Linked DNA regions of Homo sapiens: region 2 is linked to region 1. A link is an interaction called in ENCODE POLR2A ChIA-PET data of the cell type or tissue named here. Cell type or tissue: PC-9. All regions are shown on one strand. Links, peaks and the distances in the headings refer to the core of each region. The heading gives the core; the rest is flanking DNA. Region 1 has its middle 110 kb from the start of LINC02154. Region 2 has its middle 21 kb from the start of FAM9C.

Region 1 (15,556 bases), core at 4,248-8,247:
AAAAAAGTATCTGGCCCAAGATATCAATAGTGCAGAAACCTTACTTTAGTTCCTAGGGTCAGGAGATGGTAACCCACGGGCCAAATATGAACTTTGCAAGTAGTACTGTTTGTCCTCTACCTAGTTCTAATAGGCCAAACCAAAAAGCAGATTATAGCACAATCAGCTTAACATCTGTCTGTTGTCTTATACAATGCTTAGTTGTTGTATTATCAGCGTGGCCCCTGGAGGCATCTGAGTTTGCAACCCTCCGATCTCATCTAATCTCTTTTTTTTGTAGATGAGGAAGGAGCTATGATATGGTCCAAAAATTTGCCTAAGGTTCAATGGGGAAACCAGATCGAGAATCTAAGCCTGTGACAGTGATCACAATGTCAGTTTGAATCAATATACACACACAGGTACCCTCTAGTGCATTCAGGTATAGCTATGTTATTCATTCATTTATTTATTCTTTCAGCGTTCATTCCCCATACAGTGTTCTTATATGCATACACAAGATCACATAGTTATACACATAAATCAAAGGTTCTCATGTATTATCTAACAATAGCATTGGACACATGACATATTTGGCTCATGATTTATTTAGCATCCCCTCCAAATGTTTAAAGATAGAGATGTTCCAGCAACAAGTTCTATTTTTGAAATACCAAATTGAAGCCTGGAACTTGTTATGAGACCGGATGGCTCTTCCAGCTAGCAATGCAGAGTGAAAACAGCTGGCCCTTTAAATTGTGTGCGCTGTGGCCAAACCATTTCTCTACCCTTCAAAGACGCTTTGCACTGTCTAGGATATTTTTTATCCTCATCACTTTAGCATTTAAAAACTTGTTTTTTAAAAAAGAAGGAAGGATAGCATTAGGAGAAATACCTAATGTAGGTTAAGGTTGATGGGTGCAGCAAACCACCACGGCACGTGTATACCTATGTAACAAAACTGCACATTCTGCACATGTGCCCCAGAACTTAAAGTACAATTAAAAAAAAAAAAACGAAAAAAAGAAAAACAACAAGACCACAAAACAAAAAAAAATCAAAATATTAAAGAGCAAAGAAAAATACTGAATTACACTTGAGTACTGCCTCTAGATCAGGGGCTGCCCGACTATGGCCTGCAGGCCATGTTCAGCCCACTGCCCATTTTTATAAATAAAGTTTTATTGGAACACAGCCACGCCCATGCGTGTACATATTTTACACGGTTACTTTCATAGAATTGAGTAGTGCAACAGAGACCTTCTGACTGGCAAAGCCTAAAGTATTTACTGTCTGGCCGTTTGCAGGGAAATTTTGCTGACCCTGCTCTTGATTATGTATTAGGTTGTACCATATGAAATTGCCACCACTTGGCAATTTTGACCTACACTTTCATAAATTCATTCTAAAAATCAAAGGATAGTGATTCCACTAAAAAATGGCATTTCTTTTCTTGCAGGTTAAAATTTGCTGTGGCTCTTACGGCTCAAAACAGAATTTCACAATAGCTATGCTTATCTGTAAAATCACTTTCTCATATACAAAAAAAATAAAAATAAAAAAATCTTCTTTCCTTTTCACAGGAAATGGACAAAGACTAGACTGGCTCACTGGTCCTGAAACAGAAATTTCTATTGAAAGGTTTTGCAGCTCTCTATGGACATAGATCCGCCCTGCTCCATCTATAACATCTCTCTCAACTGCAGTTATTCATTCATGAGAACTTTGTATTAGTTCCTTCTGCCCATGCCATCTTCTGCAGACACAAATGTTTATGCTTCACTTAAAAGGTGGCATGAATATGTTTGTATAATGTGGGTCATTGCAGGTCATTGCTAATATAATAGAGTAAACCTCTGCTCAGCTGGCCTCAAGTTACACCACACCCATAGCTGTCAATTTCTATCTTCCTCTAGACATATACAACGTGGTGGGAGGGAAACAGCCTAGGGGTAGGACTTAAGCCAACCTACTTTGGATTTCTGGGACTACTCTTACCAGCTGTGTGAACTTGGGCGAATTTTGTAGCTTTGATGAGCCTCACTTTCCTTAGCTATAAAATGGGGACGATGCCTATTTTGCAGAGGTTTGAGAGGATTAATAATTGTTTGAGCAAAGCGCCTGACAATTAGTAAATTAGTAAATAAATATTAAGTTGAATCATATTAAACCGCCGATAAATGGCAATAACTAGTCATTTTACCTAAAGTTGTTAGCCCTGGGATTGTTACCATGATTGTGTGTACACAGGCTGAGCCCAGGTACCTACCATGCAAAGTTTAAGGGGGTGTTCATTCTCAGGTGCCGACTCCATACTTGCATGACTCTGAGAGCAAATATTTCCTTAAATTTTGTTCCCAACCACCTCTCTTGGCTCTTCTCAGTCCCAGACCTGTTGCCAGGTTCCCCTTATTCAGCTGAGAAATTCCTCCTCTCCTCTCAGGTGCCTGGTGCCTCTCTGCAACCTGAAAACCATCTCTTGGATGACCCTTTAATAACTACGGGATAAATGACTCATAGCACTACACCCTCCCAAAGATGCTTGCTTTAAAAGAGGATTAAAATCTTAATTAAAAAAGCACCAAAGCAGGATTTCAGGCATGACTTAGTAGAACAGAATATCGTGGGGGCCAGCAACCTCTGGGGATTCTGAAATCTGTATCAGTTGGCAGGCAATGTCTCATGTCACTCTGCATGTCTAAGCACAGAAACGTGGAGCCACAGGGAAACTGATGCACTGGGGACTTGAATTGAATTTTGAAGAATGGCTAAGTAGTCAGATGAGAAGGGAAGACATGTTAGCATGATTGAAAGCACATCCCAAAGGATTTTTTCCTCACCGTTTCCTTTTTTTCTTTCTTTTCCAAAAATGACTTGATATAACTGACTCATGTGGTAGCCAGCCTCCAAGATTGCCCCCGTGATGGTTAATATTAGGTGTCAACTGGACTGGATTGAGGGATACCTAAATGGCTGGTGAAGCATTGTTCCTGAGTATGTTTGTGAAGGTGTTTCCAGAAGAGATAGATGCATGAGTCAGTAGGCTGAGAGGAAGATCCACCTTCAATGCAGGGTGGGGGGCCGGGCTAGGACAAAGCAGGTGGAAGAAGGGGGATACTCGACTGGCTCTTGCTCCCTCGCTCTCATTTCTGGAGCAGGATGCCATTTTTTTCTTCTTGCCCTTGGACATCAGACTCCAGGTTCTTTGCCTTTTGGACTCTGGGACTTGCCCCAGGAGCCTCCTGGGCCTCTCTGACCTTCAGCCTCAGAGTGGGGGTTACACTGTTGGCTTCCCTGGCTCTGAGGCTTTCAGACTTGGACTGAGCCACACTACTAGGCTTCTCTCGTTCTCTAGCTTGCAGACGCTCTATGGTGGAACTTCACCTTTGTGATCGTATGAACGAATTCCCCCAATCAACCCCTTTATATATACATATACATATATATATATGTGTATATATATATATACATATATATATGTATATATATATACATATATATGTATATATATATATACATATATATGTATATATATACACATATATATGTATATATATATATACATATACACATATATATGAATATATATGTATATATAAATATATATACATATATATACATATATGTGTGTGTGTGTGTGTGTGTGTATATATATATATATATATATATATATATATATATATATATATATAAAAAACTTGTTCTGTCCCCTGGAGAACCATGACTAATATGGCTTCCAAGGGTTCTCCCCTCATGGTATTTGTGCTCATGTGTAGTGCCACATTGAATCAGGGCTGGTCTGTGTGACCAGTGGAATATGGCGGAGATGAGGGTATATGACTTCGTAGTCTAACACACAAAGGGTATTGTGCCTACTGCCTTGCTCTCTTAGATTTCTTACTCTTAGGGAAGCCAACCACTATGTCATGAGGACACTTAAGCAGCCCTGTGAAGAGAATCACATAGGAAAGGAATTGAGGCCTCCTACCAGCCAGCACCAACTTATAAGCCATGTGAGTGCATTATCTTGAAAGTAGATCCACCAGCCCCAGTCAAGTCTTTAGATGACTATAGGCCCCGCTGACATCTGACAATCTCTGACATCTGGCTTGAGATCACAAGCCAGAACCAGCCCAATCAAACTGTTCCCCAATTCCTGACCTACAGAAAATGTGAGAGAGAATATATGTTTATTGTTACACTATTGTTTTAAGCAACCTGTTACACAGCAATACAACTAGAATTCGGAAAAAGAAATCTTAAAATCAGCAAGAAAAAGACAAACAACACAATAGGGAAATAGGCAAAAGACCTGAAGAGACACTTTACAGAATAATAATAATAACCAAATGGCCAATAATCTCAATGAAAGTTGCTCAACTTCATTAGCTATCAGGGAAATGAATAAAAACATCAATGAGATGCCACCGCACACCCACCTGAATGTCTGTAATGAGAAAGATGAAAAATACTGCTTAGAAAAGATGTGGAGAAAATGGAACTCTCACATACCACAGTGGGGTATATACCACTTGAGCAAACTACTTTTGAAAACAGTGTGTAGAAAACAGTCTACTAAACCTGCCCCAGCAGTGCCACTCCACTCTTAGATATGGACCTAACAATATTTGTACATATAGCCATGCACTGCATTATGATGTTTTGGTCAGTGACAGGCCACATATACAACTGTGGTCTCATAAGATTATGATACCATATTTTTACTGTACATTTTCTATCTTTAAATATGTTTAGATACATAAGTACTTACGATTGTGTTACAGTTGCCCACAGTGTTCAGTACAGGAACATGCTGTACGGGTTTGTAGCCTAGGAGCAACAGGTTCTAGCATATGGTCTAGGTGTATAGTAGGGTGTACCATCTAGGTTTGTGTTAGTCTGCTTTGTGTTGTTCTCACAACGATGAAATTGCCTAACAATGCATTTCTCAGAACATATCCCTATCATTAAGTGACATATGACTGCATATTTTCTGAAAGACATGGATTAGACTTTTTATAGCAGAACTATTCATAATAGCAAAATAACTGGAAACTATCTAATGTCCATTGCAATAGAATGAATAAATAGAATATTTACACAGTGGAGCACTATACAGAAATAGCATTGAATGAGTTCCAACTACACACAGCAACAGGGATGAGTCTCACAGACATAATGTTGGACTTCTGAGGGGCTGGTATTGCTCTTTCTGTATTTTGAAATCTGGCTGCTTGTTACATGGATGTGTTCAGTTTGTGTAAATCTACTTACATGTGAAAAAAAAGATTTTGAAAACACCTACTTTCTGTGATGTGTTGAGAGGGCAAAAAAAATCCCAGGTCAGATCATGACATCTGCAGTTTTAATGTTCAAGCTCAAGGTGAAGCTATGTTTGGACGTCTATTCCTCTAACTCAGTGGTAGCCAAATTATAGTCTGCAGGCAAAATTTAGCCAGCCATCTCTTCTTGTAAATAAAGTTTTATTAGGGCACAGCCACACCCATTTGTTTATGCGTTATCTATGATTGCTTTCTCCTGACACCAGCAGAGTTGAATAGTTGTGAAATAGTTTGCGTGGCCCCCAAAACCATCTGCTCTGATTGATTGAGAAGCTTCTGATGTTGTTGCATTACTTCTTTGTCCTCTTCACTCCTTGTCCCCTCTTGCCCTAGCTCAGGCCTGTATATCAAGGCCTTTTCCAAATACAGACAAGCTCTGTAATTTTCTGAAGAAAGGACAAATTGGGCCAGTGCCATGCTCGCCATTGCCCTGCCTTTGTCATATGTCTGTTTATTGGGACACAACCCAGGTGTTCCCATGATGTGCACCATGAAATGGAATGATCAGATTGTTCATTTGGCTCATTACTAAGCTGCTTCTGAAGATAAGATTGAATTTGACAACAATGGCAACACAAGTCTTGCAGAACACCTGCACACACTCAAGCTATTTAAGTGGAAAGAGATCTGTAAGTGTAAGTGCATAGTTTTTGGAAAAGAACATCTAGACAGACTCGTTTTGATTATTAACTTCAGTCCTTCTCCAGTACATGATCACAGATGGGCTCTTGATTCCCATGGCTCTGTTTTTAGCTAAGAGTATGTGACACATGCCAGGTGTTTGGCAATTACATCTTGTTGAACGTGGTCACTCATGTGGAAATACAAATATCACTCACTGTTTGAATCAAGAAAATTGTCACTGCCAAACATGTTTCAGATATTCTTTTTTCTGAAGTGTTTTCTCACTGCCCATTTATAACCAGCTGTCTTTAAGTCATTATTTTTCCTTAAGAAAGGACTTATTAAAACGGAAGAAAACAACTTTGGCAGGGATTGTTCAATAGTTAAACTCTAAGTTTCAAGTAAAAACTTTGGCTTTCTTTTCTGCATTCTTTCAAGTCCTTGCTCTGTGACCCTGGGCTTGTTTAGCTTATCTGGGTCTGCCATCTGTAAAAAAAAAAAAATTTAAGTTTATATTCACTCACTTCCTCAAGTGATCTAGTGAATGATTGTTGTCCATGAAGTACTTTTAGACACCTTGCTGAAAGAGATGATGGAATTTCAAAATTAACCCCCGTGACAAGAAGAGCCAGTACATTTCCACTGCCAGCACTTTGTGATAAAGAGTGATTTATGTCCATACATGCTCCCAACTTGCAGAGTATTTTGGAGTGATACAATCATTGTATAATTTTATGCATCTTTACCTAAAGGGAATGAGAAGGAATCTGGCTAAAGAGAAGAATTTTCTATGGGGAAGGAGAAATTGTACAGAAATTCAAAAGGGAAGACTTTAAAAAATTATTTGTTAATTTTTTTTTTGGCTTGTATTGGTTGAAATTTCAATTAAGTCACCAGAAACACATATTGAATACATGTTACATTCAAGGCACTATTGTGGATGCAAAGACATTTTAGAAAATCTCTTTTTGAAATACAAAAAGGTTTTTGGAGTAAGAAACCACAAGTTCAAATCCTGGCTACACCTTTTACTGGATGTGTTACCTTGGGGAGCTTACTTAATTTACCTGAGCCTTAATTTTCTCATCCAAAATTGGAGGGAATCATTATACACCCATCCCTTACTGTTCGAGTGAGGAGAAGGAAATGAAGTAAAGTATGTAAAGTGCTCAATAGAGTGCCTGGAAAGGAGCCAGTAGTAAATACTAGCCATGCGATTGTTGTTGTCGTATTAAAAAGTATTTCACAATTGAATCTGCTTTTAAGAAAAACTTTCCAAAACTTAGATCATAGAAAGATTATAGTGTGCCCTTTCCATGTCATACTAGAACATTATCTTCATGCCCACCTAAGGTACAGTTAATGTAGGCAAACTTGATTTCTTATTTACTTGGTTAGACCCAAGACTTTATAAAATTAGATGACAACTTGTAAAAAATTGATAAACTGAAAGAGATGGGAAGGAGATTTTGTCAGATAGAGATGTAGATGATTTCTTTCCATTAGAAAAGTATTATGGGTTTTCTGCCCCATCTGATATTAAGCATTTTTGTCTCTAGCTTGGAGATCTTGTTTCAGCATTCTTTCTTTCAGAGACTATAAATGCTTAAGGATTAAGCATTCTCCTTTGGACCAGCTATACCATCCTACTGGCTCCTTCATTTGTGAGTTAAATAAATCTTCAAAACATGTTCATTTATTGTAGGTATAACTATGTTTTTAACTTCTTGAAAATTATAATTTGATAGTTTCTAGCCTCATCTTTTCATCTTGTCCTTCTCCTCTTTGAACTTATTAGGAGAGAATAATATTTGAATGTTCCAGGATGCTCACTGAAAGAGCTGAAATTGTCTTGGTATTAGAGGGTTAGGATCTTTCATACAAAAGAGCTATAGTTAAGACAAAAAAAAAAATCATTGTACCTCAGTGCCCAACACACAGTAGATCAAATGTACTCATCCACACGCAGCATAGACTCCAATCCTTAGACATGAACATGCCCTTACAATTTTGAATCCTAAGTGTGTCTACTGTGGACAGCATATAGTTAGATCTTGTTTTCTTTATCCAATCTGATAATCACTGCCTTTTGATTGGATTGTCTAATCTATTTACATTTACAGTTATTATTGAAACAGTTGGATTTATGTCTGCCATTTTGTTTTGTTTGCTTTCTACATGTCTCAGGTATTTTTTGTTCCTGTCTTCCTTCTTTACTATTCTCTTTTGTAGTAAGTTGATATTTTCTAGTGTATCCTTTTAATTCCTTTAATTACATTTTAACTTTTTTAATTTTTTTTTTTAGTGGTTGCTCTGCAGCTTACAATATACATCTTAATTTATTATAATTCACTCCTAATATTCTAACCTAATTCCAGTAAGATATTAAAACTTTATTCCTATATAGCTCCATTCCCTTCCCCTATTTTGTGCTATTGCTACTATATATACCATGTCTGTATATGTTAGAAACCTAAAAATACATTGTTATAATTATTGCTTTACATAATCTTATGTCTTTTAAAGCGGCTGAGAGAAGAAAGGACAGCAAGTATATATTTACAGAGTTTGTTATATATTAACCTTCATATTTATTACTTCTGGTTATCGTCACTTCTTGTGGATTGGAGTTAGCATCTGGTGTCATTTCCTTACACCATATCCTCACAATTTAACTTCTTCATTAGAAGTAGACTTCACAATTTTTATGAGATGTGATAAGAAGTCTTAGACTGTTTCTTGTGTGTGGGGGTGGGGTTCTAGAGAAATATCCATGCCTTACCTAATTCAGTTTAAGACCCTTGTCAATAAGTTTTAAGATATTCTTAAGAATATCTTGTTCTTGGATGTGAGCTCTTCCACATACAGAAGGACAAATACAAATATTTCATTATTACTTATTCCCACCCTGAATCTTTTCTTCCTTAGAAATGCTTTTAAAACATGAAATAATCAGAGGTTTTTTTTATTGACACTAATTTATTTAACAAACTTCAAGGGTTTTGGTAATCTAATGGAATAGCCTTTGACTCTTTGACCTAAAATGTTTTCCTGGGAAGAGACAACTTTGGGCCGGGCGCGGTGGCTCACGCCTATAATCCCAGCACTTTGGGAGGCCAAGTCGGGTGGATCACGAGGTCAGGAGTTCAAGACCAGCCTGGCACACATGGTGAAGCCCCGTCTCTACTAAAAAATAAAAAAAATTAGCCGGGCATGGTGGTGTGCACCTGTAATCCCAGCTACTTGGGAGGCTGAGGCAGGAGAACTGCTTGAACCCAGGAGGCAGAGGTTGCAGTGAGCTGAGATCATGCCACTGCACTCCAGCCTGGGTGACGGAGTGAGACTCTGTCTTAAAAAAAAAAAAAAAAAAAAAAGACAACTTTGTTTTTTGGTAGGGGTGGCTTTTGCTCTCGGTTTTCTTTTTTCCTTAAGTTTTTGGGAATTGTGATAAGCAACTGCACTGTTCATGACCACACTATACCTTTTAATTTTTAAAAGTCTAGCTCTGGTGACTAATTGCTCAGTTTCTCCAAGAGAAGAAGGCCTGAGCTGTCACCTCTAGCAATGTTTACAGTCAGTTGATGAGATGAAGGCAGGGAGAAGAGATCTCTTCTTTGGGTGGCAAAATGGGAAATAATACTAGTGTTTCTCCTCTTCACAAAGAGACCACACTGAACCAATTGTTCAGTAGTGCTTCCCAAACTTCAAGGCGCATACTAATTACCTGGAGCTTAGTTGAAATGCAGATTCTGATTCCAAAGGTGGAGGGTGCAGCCCAGTGTTCTGAAATTTTAACAAGCTCCTGTGTGCTGCAGATGTTGCCAGTGACTGGGGAACCAGACTTTAAGTAGCAAGGGTTAGAGCGCTCATTCTCAAACTTCCTGTACATTACAATCGCCTGGGGGATTTCTAAAAATTACTGATTCCTGGGGCCCATGCCCAGAGATTCTGATTTAATAGATTGTGGTTGTCATAGTAATGTGCAGGCAGGCTGCAGAGTTACTGAGAATTACAAGTTAAAAGTGCAGGAGACTGATCAAGCCAGGAATATCATAGCTCAGTCTATGCATCACCAGAACCCAGGTTTTGTGTCAGAGTTTGAGTGTCTTCATGGCCAGGATGTCCTGAATATGGCTACCAGATAAATCAGATTTCTCTTTTTTACATTGTAAACCAAAAGTAAAATTCTAAGCCTCCAACCAACTGAATGGACCTCCCTTTCGGCCAAGGGAATTCCAAAGTAAACCTGAAAAACTAGTTCAGGCCATGATGGGAAGTGGGAGGGTCAGATGGGCCTCATGATACCCTCCTCCCTTTGGAGTTCAGGCACAACTGACCAGCATTAACATTAAAATGGAGCTCTTAAGACTGACAAAGCAGACTCTTTGTAGCAAATAAGAAACTAAATTCCAACCTGACTCTAGTATAGCATCACATTGACAAATAGCAGGCCCTGAAAGAAATCAAAGTATTTTACGCCAAAATATATTTCTTTGACATATTTTGAAATGGCCCTAAAAAGCTGTCTCTTGTGGGGAAAATTTACGTTCTGCAGAGAATGCCCTTCTCTTCCCAGGTCTTTTCCTGATCCAGGAAAGATTAACTAAGATTATAGCACTTTTTTAGGTTTGGTAAGAGACATTTACCATCGAATCTGTCTGAAGCCTGCTACCTGGAGGCTTCATCTGCATAATAAGAACCTTGGTCTCCACAGCCCTTTACTTTAACCCAGATGCTCCTTTCTACTGATACTAGGTCTTTAGATAACAACTTAACTCTTTCAACCAATTTGCAATCAGAAAACCTATGAATCCACCTATGACCTGGAAGCCCCCAGCTTCCAATTGTCCCGCCTTTCTAGACTGAACTAATGTACACCTTACATATATCAATTGATGTCTTTCTGTAACTTCTGTCCCCCTAAAATGTATAAAATCAAGCTGTAACCCAACTACCTTGGGCACATGTTCTCAGGACTGCTTGAGACTGTGCCTTGGGCCTTGGTCACTCATATTTGGCTCAGAATAAATCTCTTCAAATATTTTACAGAGTTTGATTCTTTTTTGTCAACAACGTTGATCCATATTCAGTACAACTTTAATACAACTACAGTCAGATCTCTATATAGTTGCAGCATACCAAGAGAGCCATCTGCTAAGGTGCAGGCAATAAAGGAATGCAAGTAGAATATTTAGAAACAATTGAGAGACTGACAGACAATGGCTATCTCATATACAAATGGACAATGGTCAGATCATATATGACAACAGAATCCTAACCAACAATCTCTGCCAAGAATGGTCAGGACTTGGTCAATGACTGCCAGCCTCCCTAGTTTTTACCTCCACTTTCAACTCAGGACCAACCAGAGAAAGGCAAATATGCTCCCCAAATCAATCCCGTAAGATGCCCCATTTCTAATTACCTCACCTCCAGCTTCCCCATGCCAGCAATCTCTAATCAGAGCACACTCGGAGCCTTTTTTTTCCTACCATAAATCTTTCCTACTCCTCTGCCCACCTTGGAGTCTCTGCAAGTGATGATGGCTGACTCCCTTGCTCTGAATAAAGAGACTCTGTTTGTTTTCTTTTGGGTGGTCTTTGTTAATTTCCACACAACAATGAAACTAAGAGTCAGTTTGCTTTTCATTATCACCATCCACCAGAATTTCTGAAAAATTACAGAGATACAATACGCTGCCTAGGTGAGGGTGGACTGCTCCCATCACCTTGGCCCCCTTGGTAATGTCACCGCTTTGTAACACTTTTTCAGCTAACTCTTACAACACAGCTTGATATCCAGGCTGCCCTGGAACTCCACACAGCTTTTCTCTTTCTGAATCTGCTGCTCTTTGTGACCCCTATCTCCATACCCAGGGGCTTTCCTCCACTTCCAGAGACCTTCATTCAGCTTCCGTTCTAACTGTTCAATGTCATGTTGCTTCTAGGAGGTCACAACCTCTAACTCCTCTTCTTTCCTTTTCCCAGCACTTTCCCCCACCCTGAGCTTGGCTCCAAACCTCAGTTTTTCACTTTGCTTTCTATTGTTCTGTTTTCTGCAAATTGGTCCCTAGCCCGTTACCAATTAACATTTATAGAATTGCATAATTAACATGAGATAAATCAAGAGGCTCTTATCTATGAAAAAATGAGCATGTGCATTCTCCATGTGTTATTCAAAGTCAAAATGCAGTTGATGAACTGCTTCCCAAAGTAGTTTATCAGATTATGACAAAGCACTTTAAACCTAGAGGTATAGTCAGTTTAAAAAGAAAAAAAACCCACTTATATTTGTTGTTTAGTTTTGCCTCAGTCCCCCTCCCCTATTCCGTCTACCCCAACTCCAAAATGCATCTCAATTCTCTGAATTTCTGGTGTGTGTTGAAAACTTTCACATTGTGAAATCTACTTGCCAGCACATTCTTCTGACCATCTTCATAATGGATGGAAATAGAGCAGGGAAGGATTAATAACAAAAGTGCTAAGAAAAATTATCCAGAACTTGGAAATAAGGCCAGGAGAGTTCAGGATATCCTTTCAATGTCATAATAGTGTGTTGGTTTATAAGCCCACCCCAGGGCCTTCCATAGGAAGATACCTTTGTATAACTTGCTATATACCATTTGCTAAAGATCCCAGACTTTGTGAAGTTACTTGTTAACTTGTATAATGTCTAGTAGAGATGCAAATCATTTTCCCAAAGATTATAGTTTTATTGCCTTGTAGGACAGTGAGCAGTTTTGTATCCAACCTAGCAATCTCATTCAAACACTCTTCTTTTTTAATGCCTATACATTTCCAATGCTCTTTGAAACACTTTATTGTCTCATTGGTTCCATCATTAATGAATTGAATTAAACCTTTGACCTGAGCCATGATTTTAACTTTTTGAAAATGATACTTTGAAAAGAGTCATGAACAGTTGACATGGGAGCCAGTCATGGCAGATGTGATGAATGAAAAAGAGAAGCCAGATTTATCAATGTAGCTATTCTAATCCTTTCACAGATTCCTGCTTCTAGAGTTATTTTTTTGTAACACATACTATTAACTTCCCTTCAGGAATTATAGCCTCAGAAAAACTTTTCCACAACATTAATTACAAGAGGAATCTGGAAAGGTACGTAACATCTGTGGCCTCTAACCTGTGTGGTAATGGGCTGGTGGGAGTCTTGGGGATTACAAGAGTAACTGGCACACAATGGAAGCACCCCTCCCATCCTCACTCCACGGGGAACCCACGGGACAGAGGACTGAACCGGCCCACCATTTCCCAGAGCCAAAATAGGAAAGAAAACTGGCTTTTCCAAAATGATAATGAAGTAGCATTGTTGTGTGGGGTAAATACCCGAGATTCATTGTCTCACCGTCACAGAAAACTAGAACGTGGATACACAATGAGTGAGCTTTAGAGCAGAAGTTTAACAGGTGAAAGAAATAGAAGAGCTCTCTCCTGCAGAGAAAGGGGTCCTGAATGGGTTTCTGCTTCTGAGGTGAAATGCAGTGTGTTTTATAGATGAGCTTGAAGAGGCGGTGTCTGATTTACATAGGGGACGAAAGATTGGTCGGACCAGGTGTTCCATTTGCATAAGGCACGACAAACTGGTTAGGACTAGGTGTGCCATTTGCATAGGGCACGAAAAGCTGGCCACCCGCATCCTGATCTTTTATTATGCAGATGGGTCATCTACCCGGCTGGCGCCATGTTGCCTGTTCCTTTACTCTACACATGGTGACAAAGAAAGGGGAAGATGGGCCTCCACGTTGAACATACCTGGCCCCCAGGTAGCCCTTTTCTTTTGGCACAACTGCTGGCATTCACCTGGGCAAGCTTCCACCTTGCTTATCTATGTCTGCAGCTCGATTTTTCAGGCTGCTCTTTGTTCGAAGAGAATAATTTCTCGGGCTGATTTTTGTTAGAAGGAAAGCCTTGCCGAGGACTCTTTTACCCTATCTGCCTAAATACTTTCTTTCTACCTCCCATATCAAAAAGGCAGCTTAACTTGTGCCTGAAAGTCAATCACGAAGACCCATGCTGGAGCAGTAGCTATTTCATAACAACCTGGAAAAGCCCAAACACCCAGCAAGTTCTAATATCAAACCCAGGAGAAACCTTAGCCTCCATGAGGGAGAGAAGTACTTGTCTGTGAAATTTGTTGGCAATAAAATATTTAAACAGCTAGGTCCCTTGATATAGTTCTGACATTGGCGTGTGTGTGTGTTTACAAAGGGATCTTTTTGTTTTTCCTACTCAAAAAAGGAAGAAAGATCTTTTCATGTTTTTATTTTAAAAGAAGCCATTAAGTCCTACTAGGTCAGCCGGCGTGCTTGTTTTCTGGTTTCTTATCTCACGAAATTCCTTGTCATTAACTATGTGTTTTCGATCACCTAGTGTGTATTTAAGTGGCTTTTTCTGATTTAAAAGATATTTCATTTTTTGAAATATTATAAGGCATGTTCATCTCTTTATTGCAGTACGGGCATTCAGGCTACTGTTTGCACTGTGGTCTGCTATTTATGTGCTATTTTGTATTTATCTGGCTCTGAAGTGTGGAGTCTATCAACAAAATAGGTACTGGGTAGGTATAGTCTGAAATGTTGATCTAAAACATTCAGATCTCAAATCTTATGGAGGTTTATTTAGGTAGGCATGGTTTGAAATACTAAGGTGAATGAGTGAGAAGATAAATGAAAATCTTATTTTTAAAAAGTCTCCTTAACTAAAAATACCCAGAGTCGTTCCATATTTTGACAACGCTTTAACAAAGCTGTTTGGCAGTTATTAGCCAGAAATGCAAAGGGGTGAGCCAGTTGCCTAGAATGACGCCCTTTTAATTATTGGATGAACTTTCTTAAATACTGAAAACAACCTAAGTTTGTGTACATTTTGTTTTGCTTCAGTCTAATAATTTATCTATCCCTGAATAATCTAGAAAGCAGATCTGAGGGATCGAGCAGGTGGAGGGTTTTGCTATTACAGTTCTGCAAGACCAAGCAATACTTCCTTCTATGCTTTTACCCTGAAAAAGATATCCTGAACAGGAGTCTCCCAGTGCTTGAGGTCAGTCTCCAGATCAGAGCTGTGTTCTCCGGACACTCACTGTTTTCTGAACCAGTGAGAGGTGAACAGTCTCTGTTGTCCCCTTGCTTTTCCTGGCTCCCCCTCCTCCCACGTACCTTTGCTATTTGTCCGGAAACACAGGCAGGAATATAAAGAACTTAAATATACAGTGTTTTCCTTAAGTGGCTAGTTATTTTGCAATATATTGTTCGAGAAAATCTCCCTGAAAAATTGCTGCTTCCTTTTGGGGGTGTTAGCTCAGGCTTTCCCCTTGTGTTTTCCAAAAAATTCCATGTTCAAGAAGCTGAACTTTCTTGCTCCACATAAAAGCTTCGGGATATGCTTAACCTCCTCCATCTTCTGAACTGCGTCTGACATTCAAATATTCCCTGTCCTACTACAGGAAGATCTTCACTTACTGCTTCTAATTGGATTTGTAAGGATGAACTTGTCTATTTTCCCCTTTAGTCCAGCCATGAGGCTAAGATGAATGGCCCCTCATAAATTGCTGGTCTGGTCATTTATCTGCAACACGTGCGAGTTATTATCCC
Region 2 (15,556 bases), core at 3,745-7,744, 170 kb before region 1:
AGGCTTTAGAGGCTGGTAAATGACATGACATTGCCTCCTTTGTGGCTACTGAGTTCCTTTTGCGGGGGGATGGAAGACAGTTTCAAAGTTTTAACTTTGATCATCTTACCTGGGAAATGTAAGAAAGGCAGGACCCTCACCTGTTATGATGGAGTGCAGGGCCCAGGCAGGGGACACTGCAGGGACTTGTGGTGGCAACTAGTGCATTATCTTCTTGTGTCTTCATTTCTTCTGGATGAAGTTCATGCCGAAGACTTCTTAGGAAACCCATTCGTTAAGGGGAAGGTACTCCATTGCCTCACTTAGTTACATATTATCCTGGCCTTTCACAGCCTGGATTAAAGTCTGAGGCCTCTCTAATGCAAGCTCATGGTAGGATAGAATATCACTCTTGTCAGGCCATTCATATTGACTGGTCTTTGACATACTCCGGATACTCTGAAAATACTGCTCTGCAGTTGTCAGCATTTTAAAGGGGGAAAACCATGGTTAAAACAAACTAAATATGGCCTGAGAAGAACTCCATACTTCTATATTTGAGTCCTTGTGGACAAACTATAGCCTAGCTTAATAGGCAGACAAAATTGAAAACCTAACTTAGTAGTATGCACCTGTAACAATAGCTAAGTCTTGGCCAATCCCAGTGGCCATACTTCAACCATTCATACACCGCTGAGTGTTCAAACTGTGTTCAAATAAGGCATATGCCGAGCTGTAACCAGCCCAGTCGTTCTGGACCTCATTTCCCATTTCTGTACATAATTTCCCTTTTTTTGGTCTATAAATCTTCTTCCATCACGTGGCTGCACTGAAGTCTCTGTGAATCTGCTGTGATTCTGGGGGCCGCCCGATTCAGGAATTGTTCATTGCTCAATTAAATACCTTTACATTTAATTTGGCTAAAGTTTTTCTTTTATCACCATTGCCAGGCCTCCTTGGAACACCTATCTCCCACCATTCATTGCCTTTCATGGACTAAGTCAGGTACCACTTTCTGTTTCAGCCTAGAAAAAGTATTTCCTCCTCAACCTTAGAGAGAGGAGGCTAGACGAGATGGCAAGTACCTTCCAGTCCCAACATCCTAAGCATCTCCTTTCTCTTGGTGTGAAGTGATATAGGGAAAAGAAAGTAGGAGTTGGAGTCAGATTTGGATTCCAAAGGCAGTATTCCTGCTTCCTGGCTGTATAGAGTTAAGTGAGTCCATTTCTTCAAGGCTCAATTTTCTCATCTCTAAAATGGGAATGACGATACTAGTCTCAAAGTGCTGTTGGGAGCACTACTGACGTCCTGCTTGCAAAGCATCTAGTACAATGCCTGGCCCACAGTAAGCATTGAATGCATTTAGCTATTATTATTATTATTATTAATAGAACTGTGTAAATAACATTAGTATCTTTTATGGGACTAAAAAACAAAACAAAAAAAGAACTGGTCAGGTGAATCCTCACATGTTATGTTAAAACTCTAGGGACCAGGCCAGATGTGGTGGCACATGCCTGTAATCCCAGCACTTTGGGAGGCCGAGGTGGGAGGATCTTTTGAGCCCAAGAGTTTAAGACCAGCCTGGTCAACATAGCAAAGCCACATCTCCACTAAAAAAAAAAAAAAAAAAAAAAAATTCTGCCTGGTGTGGTGGTGTACACCTGTGGTGCCAGCTACTCGGGAGGCTGACGTGGGAGGATCGCTCAAGCCTGAGGGGGCCAAGGCTGCAGTGAGCCGTGATCATGCTACTGCACTCAGCCGGGGTTACAGAGTGAGACCTTGTCTCAAAATAAAATAAACAGACAAAAAACAAAATTATAGGAAATAATAAATGCCAGTCTTTCTCCTTCATTTCAGGGCCCAAATCACATCTTGCTGTTGTTGTATGACTATTTTCTTTTTGGTCTTCTTTCTACTATATTTAACTTTTGCATGTATTCCAGAGTATCTGACAAAGTGCAGTATGCATGGTAGTGTATTACAAAACATCTAAGATATAGAATTGATCATCTGTTTCTTAGCTGGCCAGTCTATCATGGCAAATAATAATGAACTTCTACCATTCTGACCAGTGCTCAGAGTGATTTGATAAAGCAGAGATGGACTGGAATTGTTCACAACCACACATTCAGCGACATCCAAGTTTTTCATTGGCCATGCTGAGGAGCAAAGCTATTTAGGGGCTGGTGGGAATTGGACCTGGATGAGGACAGAGGTTGGGCATAAATAAACAGGTCCTTCACTCTGTCACTCAGGCTAGAGTGCAGTGGCGTGATCTCAGCTCACTGCAACCTCCACCTCCCAGGTTTAAGCGACTCTCGTGCCTCAGCCTCCCAAGTAGCTGGGATTACAGGCATGTGCCACCATACCCGGCTAATTTTTGCATTCTTGGTAGACACGGGGTTTCAACATGTTGGCCAGGCTAGTCTCGAACTCCTGAGCTCAAGTGATCCGCCCGCCTTGGCCTCCCGAAGTGCTGGGACCACAGGCGTGAGCCACTGGGCCCAGCCTCGGTCCCTCTTATTGACCAGCTACTTCAGACTAACACTGGCCACACACTGTATCTCATAATCCTTTCAGTCATCTTTAAAATAGAGATTTTTGTCTTCCATTTTACAAATGAGGAAACTGACAGCCAGAGAGATTAAGTAAGCTTCTCAGAGTGGAGCGAGGACTTGCAACTTCACAGCCGTGTGCTTCTCTGCAGTATTGCCTGGATTTAGCAAAGTGGGATTTAAGGATTGCTTCCTTTGTCTTTACCTGTACTTAGGAAGTAGGCTTAGTTCTCTGAATAATCCACTTCTTGGACCATCAGACAACTATTTTCACACATACTTTCATCTTTCCCTAGCCTCCCTGAGTAGGTTAGGTAGTTATTCTTTGCGTGTTTTCCAAAATGGTAAGGCTTCAGGTAGACTTTCAAATTGTAAGAGTCATTTCAACAGAATTAAAATGTTCCACCTAAAGCCTTATACAGACAGTGCTTTGAATACGTCTCCAAAAAGTATCTGACTGAATCTAATTTTTTTTAATGTGCTTTTGCTTAACTTACATTCAGTAAGCCCACCCCGTCTCAGACATTTTTACTTCTGAAGATCACTGGGGCCGAGCGCAGTGGCTCACCCCTGTAATCCCAGCACTTTGGGAAGCCAAGGCAGGGGGATCGCTTGAGGCTAGGAGTTTGAGACCAGCCTGAGCCACATAGTGAGACCCCCATCTCTACAAAAAAAAAAAAAATTAAAATTGACTGCTTGTGGCGACACATGCTTATAGTTCCAGCTACATGGGAGGCTGAGGTGTGAGGATGAATTGAGCCCAGGAGTTCAAGGCTGCAGTGAGCCATGATCACACCATTGCACTCCAGCCTGGGCCACAGAGCTGTCTCTCTAAAAAATAATAATAATAAAAATAAAAAAGAGAGAGAGAGAAATCAGAAATAGCTCCTTATAGCAAATACATTCAGAATTTCCCCATAAACATAGACTCCCATGACAACCAAACAAAAAGAGACAAGGAAGGAGAAACTCACTCTCTTAAAGCCACCAGCTGTAAATCCTTTCTGCTAAAAGCTGTAGGATAGTATAGATTCTGTTTAAATTTTTATTTTTATGACTGATGTAAAGAATGATCCTTTGTTTAAAAGCCCTTTCTACTACTCTCTCTATGTTATATCTAAACTGGTACAGAGATATTGGTATAAAATATCTCTCCAATGGATAAATTGATTAATTGACTTGATAAGTTTGACTTAACGTGTATATGTCAAAAATCATTTTGAGTATTTCCACACACTTTGGGCTTCCAACGATCTGCATCCTTTCCCCCCACTGAGATTCTCTATGCTGGCATGTTTTTCTATGGCACAGTGAGGGAGCAGTTGACACAGTATAGGCCAAACGACCCATCTATTTCTGTTTTCTCCCTTAATTTACAATATCACTGATTACACCTAATAATTCCATTCTAAAATACATTTTTACACTAATTTTGCTACTCACAGGTCCTAGAAACACCATCACCAGGGTATACTATGGATTCAATTTTGGGGACATAAACATGTTCAAACGTCTATGATGAAAAAGAAAGGTTTACTATTACTTGTCATCCTCAGTTCCATTTGTCTTATTAGAACCTTGCTGGGCACAGTGGCTCAAACCTCTAATCCCAGCACTTTGAAAGGCCAAGACGGGAGGATTGCCTGAGGCCAGGAGTTTGAGACCAGCCTGGACAACATAGTGACACTCCGTCTCTACAAAAAATAATAATAAAAAAAATTAGTCAGGCATGGTGGCATGCACCTGTTCTCCCAACAACTCTGGAGGCTGAAAAGAGAGGATCACTTTAACCCAGGAGTTTGAGCTTGCAGTGAGCTATGATCACACCACTACATTCCAGCCTAGGCAACAGAACAAGACTCTGTCTCAAAAAAAAAGAAAGAAAGAAAAAAAAATAGAATCCAACAATCCCCCCACCCAACATTACGTTTCCTTTTTCTGTACCCTGGGCAAAGAATATCAGAATTTTCATACACAGTAAATTCTCTATATGTGCTTGTCACTGGGGTAGTTTAAAAACCAGTGCTGTGGGGTACAGGTTTCTCTCCACAAATCACCACCGAATCAGCTTCTGACAGATCTGCAGCTAGAATGACTCTTGGCCAATCCTAGGATGATTCCTTTATTCATTAGTGGCTTTCAATGCCTTGGGGCTACTCTTTCTGTTATTTGAGGACACCATGCAGCATGCAGCGGTTTTTTATTAACTCACTAATTGTGCCATTTCTTTCACTCTTCGGGTGATGTTGTATGTGTTCTAATATAAGATATACAACTCTTCATCATTTTTCCCTGTTCAGATAATCTATTCTGCACGAGGACTCCCTGTAAGAATATTCATAGTATTCAACTGTAGTAAGAGAAAGTTTGAAATAAACTGAATAGCCAAGTGAAAGGACATTGGTCAGATAAGTTATGGTAAACAAAATGGAATGCTAAACATCGATTAAAATCAGATGTTTGCTACTACATACTCATTAAAAATTTTTTTTAAATGAGATGTTTGACTGGGTGCAGTGGCTCAAGCCTATAATCCCAAAACTTTGGGAGGTCAAGGTGGGCAGATCACTTGAGGCCAGGAGTTCGAGACCAGCTTGGCCAACATGACAAAACCCCATCTCTACTAAAAATACAAAAAAAAAAATTAGGTGGGCATGGTGGCACATGACTGTAATTCCAGCTACTTGGGAAGCTGAGGCACAAGAATCACTTGACCTGGGAGGTAGAGGTTGCAGTGAGCCGAGATCGCAGCACTGCACTCCAGCCTGGGTGACAGAGCAAGACTCTGTCTCAAAAAAAAAAAAAAAAAAAAAAAAAAAGAGAGAGAGATGTTTGAAGGGTATTTTAAGTTATGGAATGTTTGCAATGCTACAGTGAATATCCTTGTACTGAATCATGTACACTGATGCAAGAAATTCTGTAGGATATATTTCCAGGAATGGAATTGCTCACTCAGAAAGCTTAACTATTTTGCATTTTATATATATTGGTGAGAAAAACTTCAAAAAGATTGTACAAACTTATAATCACAAAGCAGTAACCGATTGGATGAGATTTTTTTTAAGAGACCATTTTTAATCCATCCAGTTTAGTCTAGCAACAAGCTGGAATGCTCTAAAAGAAACTCTAAAACACTAATTTGTCTTTTCACTCAAATATGTATCTTTTTCTGAAAAAATGTCTAGTGAACTATATATAAAAATCATTCTATAAAGCATTTCTTTTATGTTACTAAATTAATCAGTAGAAAGGACATGTATTATAAAAATATACTGTTGAAAACATGTTTTCTCAACATCCTAAAAGCTTCAGGCTGTATAGACACAACCCAACTTTGTGTCTAAATGCTGTGTCGTTCATATGTTCCAGCCTTGGTTTCCTTATTCTTAAAATGAGGAGTTGGAATCTAAGGTCGGTTTCAGATGTAACGACTCCATGATTTTACAATACCTCTTATCAACTGATTGTAGTAACCAAGAGAACTTCCTTCTCTCTCCTAATAATGACTTTTTAAAAAAAAAATTGGAGACAGGGTCTCACTCTGTCACCCAGGTTGGAGAGCAATTATAAGATCCTAATTCACTGCAGCCTTGACCTCCTGGACTCAAGTGATTCTCCTGTCTCAGCCTCCCGAGTAGCTGGGACCCTGGGTGCGCCACTATGCCCGGATAATCTTTTACTTTTTGTAGACACAGGATCCCAGTATGTTGCCCAGGCTGGTCTCGAATTCCTGGACTCAAGTGACCCTCCCACCTCGGCCTCCCAAAGCGCTAGGATTACAGGCTTGAGCACTGCACCCAGCCAGAATGACATCGTTTGTCATAGGTTGTGTTTAGTCCGCACAAAAGCACTTTGAGGTCTCAGTATCATTGTGCCCATCTTACAGAGAGGAAACTAAGGCACGGAAAGGTCAGTAACTTTTCTGAGACCACAGAGCAAGGCAGGGGTGGCAGAGGAGCAAAACTGCAATCCCCGGGGGCTGGGACAACAGAGCCACATTCTTTCTCTTTTCCTCCCTTTCTTCCCTATTGTTAACAGATGGAAGCAAATCTCAAAGTGAACCCTACAAAAATTTTGACATTGCATTCCATAGCTTAGATAGACAATGTTTGTTTCTGTGATCCAAGGGAGAAGATTCTTAAATTATGTTCAATTGAATGTACACATCCAAACGTGGCTTAGCTTCTTTATGTCTTATGCTGTAAGAGTCTTTTTATGATTTGTTTTGATTTTTATGTTTTTTAAATTTTTCTAGGATATGTGCTTGATAGTACTGAAACAAAGGCAGAAAAGAATCCTGGGGTAGGGGGGTGAGTGGGAGGGAAGTCTCTTTAAGGTCAAATTGAGTTACTGTCTCTTGCAGATGAAGATGAATATGCTCTCTCTCACCAGACAGATTCTTGTGGCCCACGGAGAAATCTGAGCTAGTTCCCTTTTCTTGCTAATGAAGGGTCATCACTGAGGAGACTGAAGGGGAATTTTTCAAACCAGGTGAGACTAAGTGTGCAGGGTAGGCTCTCAACAGATGTTGGCAGCTGCCTTTCCCTCAAGGTCCCACCTCCCCCACCCCAGACTTCCAGACACAGGCAGCTCAGGACATTTTCGTACTTTGTGCCAGGCAAGAGATGCTCTTCAAATCTGTGACACGTTGGAAAGTTTTTTTTTTCTTTCAAATCACTTGGATGTTCCACATCTCCAAATAGCAAGGAAAAATGCTTGATCTTGCATTTTAAACTTTCTTTCTTGTTGGTCTTAATTTTCTTTATGTATTTATTTATTTTTTAGAGACAAGGTCTCCCTCTGTTACCCAGGCTGGAGGGCAGTGGTGTGATCATGGCTTACTGCAGCCTCAAACTCTTGGGCTCAAAGGATCTTCCTGCCTCACCCTCCAAGTAGCTGGGACCACAGAGGTGCACCACCATGCCCAAGACAAAGAGTCTCAGGCTGAGAGGCAGCAAGTGCAAAGGCCCTGGCAGGGTGGGAGACTGCTCACTGTGTCGCAGGGAAGGAGAGGAGACCTACAGTGACTGATGGGCGGTCATGGCGTGTGAGCAATGAAGAAGGCTGATGAGGCCCCACCCATTGGCCTTATATCACTGGGATCTTTTTCTCATGCAATGGGCAGCTAATGGAAGGTTTAGAGCAAGGGAATGAAGGGCTCTGATGATTCATAATAATAATAGCATAGTGTGACTATTATGATCATTTTAGAACTATCACTCTTCTAGCAGGATTAGGAAAGAGGCCCTACACCAAAAACATAGACAGGGAGACCCAGTCCAGGAACAGGTGGAGATGATGGATTAGCAAGGGAGGGCAGGGACTGAAGAGCCGTGGGTACTGAGTGCACCAAGGGCACTGAGAGAAGGCCTGGGCTGCTGATTCCATGCTCTTGTGTTGCTTTGCTTTAGTGTTACTGCTGTCCTGCCCTTTGGCCAAGGGAAAAGATAAGAGTAATTTGAAAGGAAATATCCCTGGGAGAATAACAGCTTGTTTACCTGAAACGGATAATTCCTTGGAACAGGACTTGCCAGCTTTCAAGGATTCTAAAATTATGAGGCCAATCTGCACTTTAACCTGGACATGATCAGGATGTACTAAACTGAGACCGGGGAACCAGCCCTGGAGTTAAGACTCCTATTTTCAGTTTTGCTTTCGACCTTCCATAAACTGTTCCAATTCTCACTCATCTCCTGATACCATATTATTTTGGGCATCACATTTCCATGACTTGACTCCCTACACAAATTCTGCTTTGAAGCTTTTTCTATGCTGAAGCCACAATGGATCAATTCAGTCCAATAACAGCTCAGCGGAAGGGAAGGGAAGTCAGTCAAAGCAGGGATTTGGTGTCAAGTAAACACAATAATAGGCTTTTAACTGAATGAGTCTTTCCCTTTTTATTTTCACTTTTTTATTTTTTTATTTTTATTATTATTATTATTTTTTTTGAGACGGAGTCTCGCTCTTTCGCCCAGGCTGGAGTACAGTAGCGCAATCTCGGCTCACTGCAAGCTCCGCCTCCCGGGTTCACGCCATTCTCCTGCCTCAGCCTCCTCAGCAGCTGGGACTACAGGCACACGCCGCCACGCCCGGCTAATTTTTGTATTTTTAGTAGAGACGGGGTTTCACTGTGTTAGCCAGGACGGTCTCGATCTCCTGACCTTGTGATCCGCCCGCCTCCCAAAGTGCTGGGATTACAGGCATGAGCCACCGCGCCTGGCGCGTCTTTCCCTTTTTAGCCAATTATTTTGTTGTGTAGACAGAGCCTCAACCAGCCCCGGTACCATTTGTCTCTTCCCAACGACTCCTCCCTATTCTCCTTCCTGGTAGTTCTGTGGGCTCCTTCATGCTGGTTTCCATGCCACAACCTATCTGGAATCTTGGAATTGCAGAACTTCAGAGGAAAGAGAAGTCTGGAGTATATCTGAAGTCATGACAAACAACTTCCTTTCCCCATAGCTGATAAAGAATGGGCCTGCAGGTCCCATATGAAGGGAAGGTGTGAACACCCTGCATGATAGGAAACAGTTTACAATGCCCTGGAGGTCCCTATGATTCACTGAGCAGTGCTGGACAACTAGACAAAAGCAAATATATCCACCCGGTTCAGGGGGCTTAGCCAGCTGTTTACCACGCCAGCAGTTTTCCTGTTTCACACCCCATATCCTTAATATAGGGCATTCTCTTAAGGGACCTATCATGTCCCTTCCAGTACACTCATTGTCAGTCTTTCCTTTTTTCTCCTCCCTTCACTCTTTCCACATTTCATCCAAATTGTTCTCTTTTCCTCCCCCTCCAGGGGAGAACAGGAGGATGGCCTGTGCCTGTTTCCAGTCTTACCATGAGCACAGCCAGTTGGTGTTTACACATGAAACGGAACTAACTGATCTCCTATGCATGTACATCAGAGGGAAGTACCTGTTTTCCTTTGAATTCAATAGGCAGCTAATGAGTTTTCCATTCCTTCTGATCTCAACCTGCTGTCACGTCCACTAGTGGGTGATCTTCTTTCTGTTGCAAAAGAAGACTTTCTGAACTCCTATGTGGGTGGTCATTTATGAAGGTTGATTGGTGTTTGAAAATAATTTAGAACTCTGTATGTTCATATGTGTATGTGTGTATGTGTAAAAATAAAACTTGATTGGCATGACATCATGGGTGCTGGGAGTGGGTCTGGTAACCAGAATAAAAAGTGGTCTTCTCTGTCCCTTGTCTAGCCACAATTAGGAGAGAGTATGGATTGTCAGGAAATGGAGCTTGTTCCACCCTCTCACTGTGGCTTAAGAATTTTCTTCTCAACAATGAAAAGATGCACAGATCATAGTACAGGAGATAATAAGAGTCACTCTTGCTATCTTCAGCAGATCATAGTTGTACACCATTCTATAAAAATATGAGAGAGAGAGAGAGAGAGAGAGAGAGAGAGAGAGAGAGAAAGATCTTTGTAGGAATAAACATAGAAAGCCATTTTATCTACAAAGCCAATTCAACCTGGACTGCAGTACTTACAATCATAAAGTTCTAGTTAGGTTATTAGTTAGTGGTTGACAACCATAAAGTACCAGTTAGGTTATTAGTTAGTGATTGGAGGGATGCAAAAGCTGACTTGAATACATGACTTCAATCACTTGGACACATGTTTAATTTCCTGTAAGAAAGCTGCAGAAAATCAATGACCTAAATATCTGAACTTGGGTATTTCCAAGGAAACCACCAGACTTCCCCATTGTCTTAGATTAAATACAATTAATAAAATGCCTAACAGACCCCAGAGTTCTTCTGTGTAATTAGATCAATAGCAGTACAACATCTGAGATTTACTTCTCTCTCCAACAAGACCCTTTAGGCTTGGTAACACATCCAAGTGGAAGAGGAAAGAAAGAAAGAAAAACCCAAAACCAAAAGCACAAATAAAACTACCGCTGAAATTAAGAAGTTAGGATCTTCCCAAAGGCAAGCAACTAAACTCATTCTACCAGTGAGACTGAGTGGAACCCTCTGCTCAGCCATTCCTCAGCATTGGACATGGCTTATTCTTGATGTTTGTATAAAATATGGGTTGGTCCACAGGAAAGACATTCATTTTAAAAATAAGATAAAAAATATGAGTTAGCATCAATAAAATTCTACGTTTTAAGAAATGCAGGTTGGTATTATCAGCCCTGATTTGCAGATAGAAAAACTGGCTGTGAGATCATCAGCAATCCTGACGTCTAGAAGATTTCAAGGCCGGGACTCAAACCTACGACTCTATAGTGTAGAGCTTATGCTGTCTCCTTAAATAGTCATGGCTTCGCTAGGCTCACTAGAGGGAGATGATTTCACATACAATATTTAAAAAGTAAGGATGTAGGGGCAATGAAAATGTGGCCCAACTATATCTTAAAAGGAAGATAGTTCACTGGCATATCAGGTCATGAAACAACCACGAGTGTGAACTAGGAAACCACAATGCATGTGAGAATGGCCCAAACACAATTGACTGCACCATCTGGAGAAAAGGTGAAGCCTACACAGAATGCCAAGTAGAAAAATGAGATGGGTTTATGTCAAGCGAAGATTAACATTTCATGTATCTTCTCACTTTAAGCACTTCGTCCTGCTTCTGGTATATCCCTTCACCCTGAGCTGAAGCGAGTTCATTAGTTAGGTGGAAAACAAGAGGAAAGCCAGTGGAAACTGACACTCTTTTTAGATTGTAACCCCTACTTGGGGCAAACCTACAGGATCTCAATGACAGAGGTTTGCTTTCTTAGTAAACAGCCTTGGAAATTCCCCCTCATCTTCCTTCATGGGTCTGGTGTTCTTCATCATTTTACCAGTGACTTATATGTTGGGAGAGAAAACCTGCTTGCTAGATATTAAGCTTATTAAGAGAAGAGGATAGGAGTTGGAAGGGTGGGAGTTGAGTACTTAGCATCTTGCAAGACAGTATCAGAATTTGAAAGAGATCAGAGGAAATTGAAAAATAATTCATAAACATAAAGTACAATAAATGCTTGTAGAATAAATAATAAAACAATGCAAAGCAATTATCCTAGGGAAAATAGAGATAGAGAAGTTGGTTATAACGCAAAAGGTCTATGGATCATGGTGATGGTACTTTTGCTTCTGAAATAAAAACTTAAGATGTATCACAACAAGCATAAATGCACTTCATAACACCAGTTCATTGAGTGCCTACTTAATTAATTCTGCTGAGATACTGATGAGGTACAGAAAAGGAAAGCGAGAATCAAAATAGTTTGACTGCCTGTTGGGCACTCAAAGGGTAGTTCTTGATTGATGCATTAAAATGTACTGTTTTTGCAGTCTTCAGCTTTATTGAGGCATCACTGACAAACAATAAACTGCACCTGTTTAAAATGTGCAATATGGTGAGTTTTGATGTATACACACATCTGTAAAACTGTCGCCACAATCAGGATGATCAACTTATCTATCATCCCTAAAACTTCCTCATGCCTCTTGGTAATCCCTCCCTCTCCGCTCCCAGTACCCGGGCAACTACTGATCTACTTTCTGTGACTATAGATTATATTTTATAGACTCAATTTTATATAAATGAAATCACCCAGCAGATCTTTTGAGTCTAGCCTCTTTCATGCAGCATAATAATTTTAAGAGTCATCATGTTGTCTTAAGTGTCAATATTTCATTTATTTTTATTCCTGAGTAGTGGTGTTTCATGTAGCTTATTTTTTGGTGCTCAGTTATTACTTCCCTGGAGAGATTAGTCAGTTGACACATTCTTATCCTATTTCTTTATTCTGTACTTTTTGTTTAACTCACATCATAGACTCACTAAATATTTATATGAATTTATTCAAGGATTTGGTTCAAAAATGAACATCTCTTCGAGAGGATTCTATTGGGGGTCATTCATTCATTTGTTCATTAAGTCATTCAGCAAATATCAATTAAGCCCTTACTAGGTCCCAGGCACGGTGCTAGGCACTGGGGATACAATAATAAAGAAAAGAGACATGCATCCCTCACATTCTAATGAGAGGAGACATGTGGCAAACACAATAAAAGCAAAAATTATTAGTATGTTAGAAGCCAACACATGTGATTTAGACATAATAGAACAGGCTGAAGAGCCAACAGGCATCATCCTAACAATGCAGCCCGGATTCCAAACAGCTCCTGCAAATTGGACTGAGTGTAGACTTTGGCATGGTTTTCTCAGTCACACTTATAAAAGCCCCATGGAAATCAACTTCCAACAGGACTTCAAAGAAACGGAGGCTGCCATGAATGGTCAGGTATTAGGGAATGAGGTCATCCTTCCACTGAACACTCCCCTACATCCCCTGCAGGTGTGTATGTCTTAAGCTTTTGTGCTCACCTGCAGGAGAAAGGCCAGAAAGTGGCTGCCACATTCTTCTCCCCCAACTGCAGGAGTGAGGCCACAGAGGTTTACCTGGGAAGAATACTCTCCACAAACTTAAATCTCAGCACATTACACTGGTAAATGTCACATTCCAGTTCCAGATATCAATCTGGATCCAGGAATGTATGTGCTTCACTCATTCCAAGCACTCATTTGTTTGGTTTGGGGGAGGAGAGACAAGGCTAGAGCAATCTGAAAGTTCAATCAAGCCAAAATACCTTGCTCAAAAACTGATAAAACAGGGCCCCCAATCCATAACCAGAGAATGTTGGGCACTTTCTTCTCTGCAGAAATGTTTTTGCATTTAAGTTTAGGTAGATTTAAGAGAGGAGTGTAAGGAGAGAGTTTCTGTAACCAGAGGAGGGGAGGCTTCCCCGCCTGCCTCCGGAGCTTCTCCTCCAGGGTGATCTGGCAGCCATTCAAGGCAGCCTGAACTTTCTGAGAGACTTGATTTCCTGTTCCCACTGCCTCAGCCGACTGGAGGACTAGGGTGACCCGGGGTGGGGAGCAAGGGACACTGGTTAGTTTAGGATCAGCGGGTGGGAACTGTTTATCCCAACATGCTTAGAAATTCTTCCAGCAGCAACTGTAAAAATAAAAGTCTGAACTGTACAAGAAACTTAAGTTATTTCAACAGTGAACTTCAATCATGAGATTCTTGAATATCTTTTGGGAAGACAAGTTATTTTGTTTGTTTCATTCATTTAAAATATAAAACAACAGACTTCTTATAATGCAGAGGGGACCTCACTGTCACCTAGTTCAACTCACATATTTTACAGATGATGCAGAGTTCAGAACTATTCATTGACAATGGCTGGGGGGATGGGAGCAAGATCCATGTTTCCTGGCTCTGAACTCAGTGCAATTTCCTCCATGGATTATAAAGAAGTGCAATTCCAAATGCCACGCCTTAGGGGGAAATTTACTATATGTAAATTATACCTCACAACCTGACTTAAAAAAAAAAGTATATGTTATCCCTGCTTCCTCCTGAACCTGGGTCTGCCTGACACCAAAGCCCCGGGGCTTTCCGCTCTCTGCCTCTCAGTAGTCTTATTGTCATTCCTGTGAATCCATGGTCCTTTAGTGGTTTATGTTTGAGGAGGGAGCTGTGGACTGAATAAACTATGCAGCACAAAGGCATTAACCATGGATTAATGGGAAAGAAAAGCTTGCTGAGTTCTGAGTCTGACGGGTCAAGAGCTTCTGATGGTGTCATGCAAATTTCACTTCCCAATGAAATCAGTCACTCTTCGTGTAGAGGGGCCATCATATCTTAGCCAGTTCCTGCTTGGGGTTCAGAAGAGAAAACAAAACAGTTTGCCCCATGGTGGGAAAGGGACATTTGGTATTCTCCTTGGCTTCCTAGCTAATTACAAAGTGTTAATGACATTCAAAGGAAACTTGCCTCCTTCAGGGCTTTACAAATAAGGAAGGGCGGGGGAAGGTGAGCCAAAGAACAGACAGGGGCTCCAGTGAAACACAGGGCACAACCAGTCAGCTCCCAGAGCGGGAGGCAGCCTTAATTTACAAAGGAAATAGACACCCCAGCACAGGCTGAAATTGGGTGGGACCAAGAGTTCTTAAACTAATCACAGCTGGTTTCCAAACCTCAAAGATTTGTTATTGCAAAAACATTCTCAAGCAGTAGATGAATAGATTGAATGGCGACAGAACAAAGAAAAGATGGAGACATTTTCCCCACAGCGGCTTCAAGACAGGTTCAGAGAGGTATGAACTAGCAAAGTAACACATTTATCCAATCAACATTTTTTACCCATCTCCTACACTGGGTCTGAGGACACAGCTATCACATAACATTTGACCTCCTCTAGTATCCTACAGAAAAACAACTAAAGCACCTTTGTGCAACTCAGAACTACAAGCTCTTCCTTATGATTTGGACAACAGGTGCCTTCAAAGAATGGTTCTTTTTCCTATATTTTCCTTCCCTTCTCTTAATGGAGAATTTTTTCTTCCACCCTAAAAAGGAAACACGACCATCAGTTTCCCAAATATGAAGAGGGAAATGCATGTGTGTATAAACAGTGGTTACCACCTAGTAGAATTTTAAGCCTTTAAGGATTTTCCCCCCTAACGATTGCAATTTCCTTCAGTTACTATTGTCCTATGTCTTATATCCAATGTATTATTTAGGTATTTCTTTACAGGCTTTTTAAGATTTACAGGTGTACCTGATCAAAAATAGCTGGAAAGATCTGAGATGTTTTTTACTGGATAATTTATTCCGTGTGTACCCAACAGCCAAGCACTTGGCAAATGACCAAAAATATGATTTATTTTTATTTATTTTGTTGAGACGGAGTCTCACTCTGTCGCCAGGCTGGAGTGCAGTGGCACAATCTCGGTTCACTGCAACCTCCGCCTCCCGGGTTCAAGTGATTCTCCTGCCTCAGCCTCCCCAGTAGCTGGGATTACAGGCGTGTGTCACCACACCCAGCTAATTTTTTATATTCTGGGTAGAGACAGGGTTTCACCATGTTGGCCAGGCTGGTCTCAAACTCCTGACCTCAAGTGATCCGCCCGCCTTGGCCTCCCAAAGTGCTGGGATTACAGGCATAAGCCCCTGTGCCTGGCCAAAAGATATGATTTAGAA

Evidence for each region. Peaks named below come from ENCODE experiments on the same cell type or tissue, not always from the same donor. Only the 100,000 strongest peaks of a DNase experiment are listed, where the experiment ranks them.
Region 2: POLR2A ChIA-PET joins it to region 1 with 9 read pairs; 2 of 35 experiments call an interaction of 5 or more read pairs at or near these places.

What each region holds. Positions count from the first base shown.
Region 1 is chrX:13,188,423-13,203,978 of GRCh38, forward strand. No RefSeq gene overlaps it. Among named protein-coding and RNA genes, the nearest start is that of LINC02154, 110 kb to the right of the region's middle. In PC-9, for the core only: no CTCF peak of the experiment used is centred there; DNase peaks (open chromatin) are centred at 5,949 and 6,519; H3K4me3 peaks cover 503 bases; H3K27ac peaks cover 3,853 bases.
Region 2 is chrX:13,016,160-13,031,715 of GRCh38, forward strand. No RefSeq gene overlaps it. Among named protein-coding and RNA genes, the nearest start is that of FAM9C, 21 kb to the right of the region's middle. RefSeq lists an enhancer at 13,931-14,150. In PC-9, for the core only: no CTCF peak of the experiment used is centred there; a DNase peak (open chromatin) is centred at 5,422; H3K27ac peaks cover 737 bases.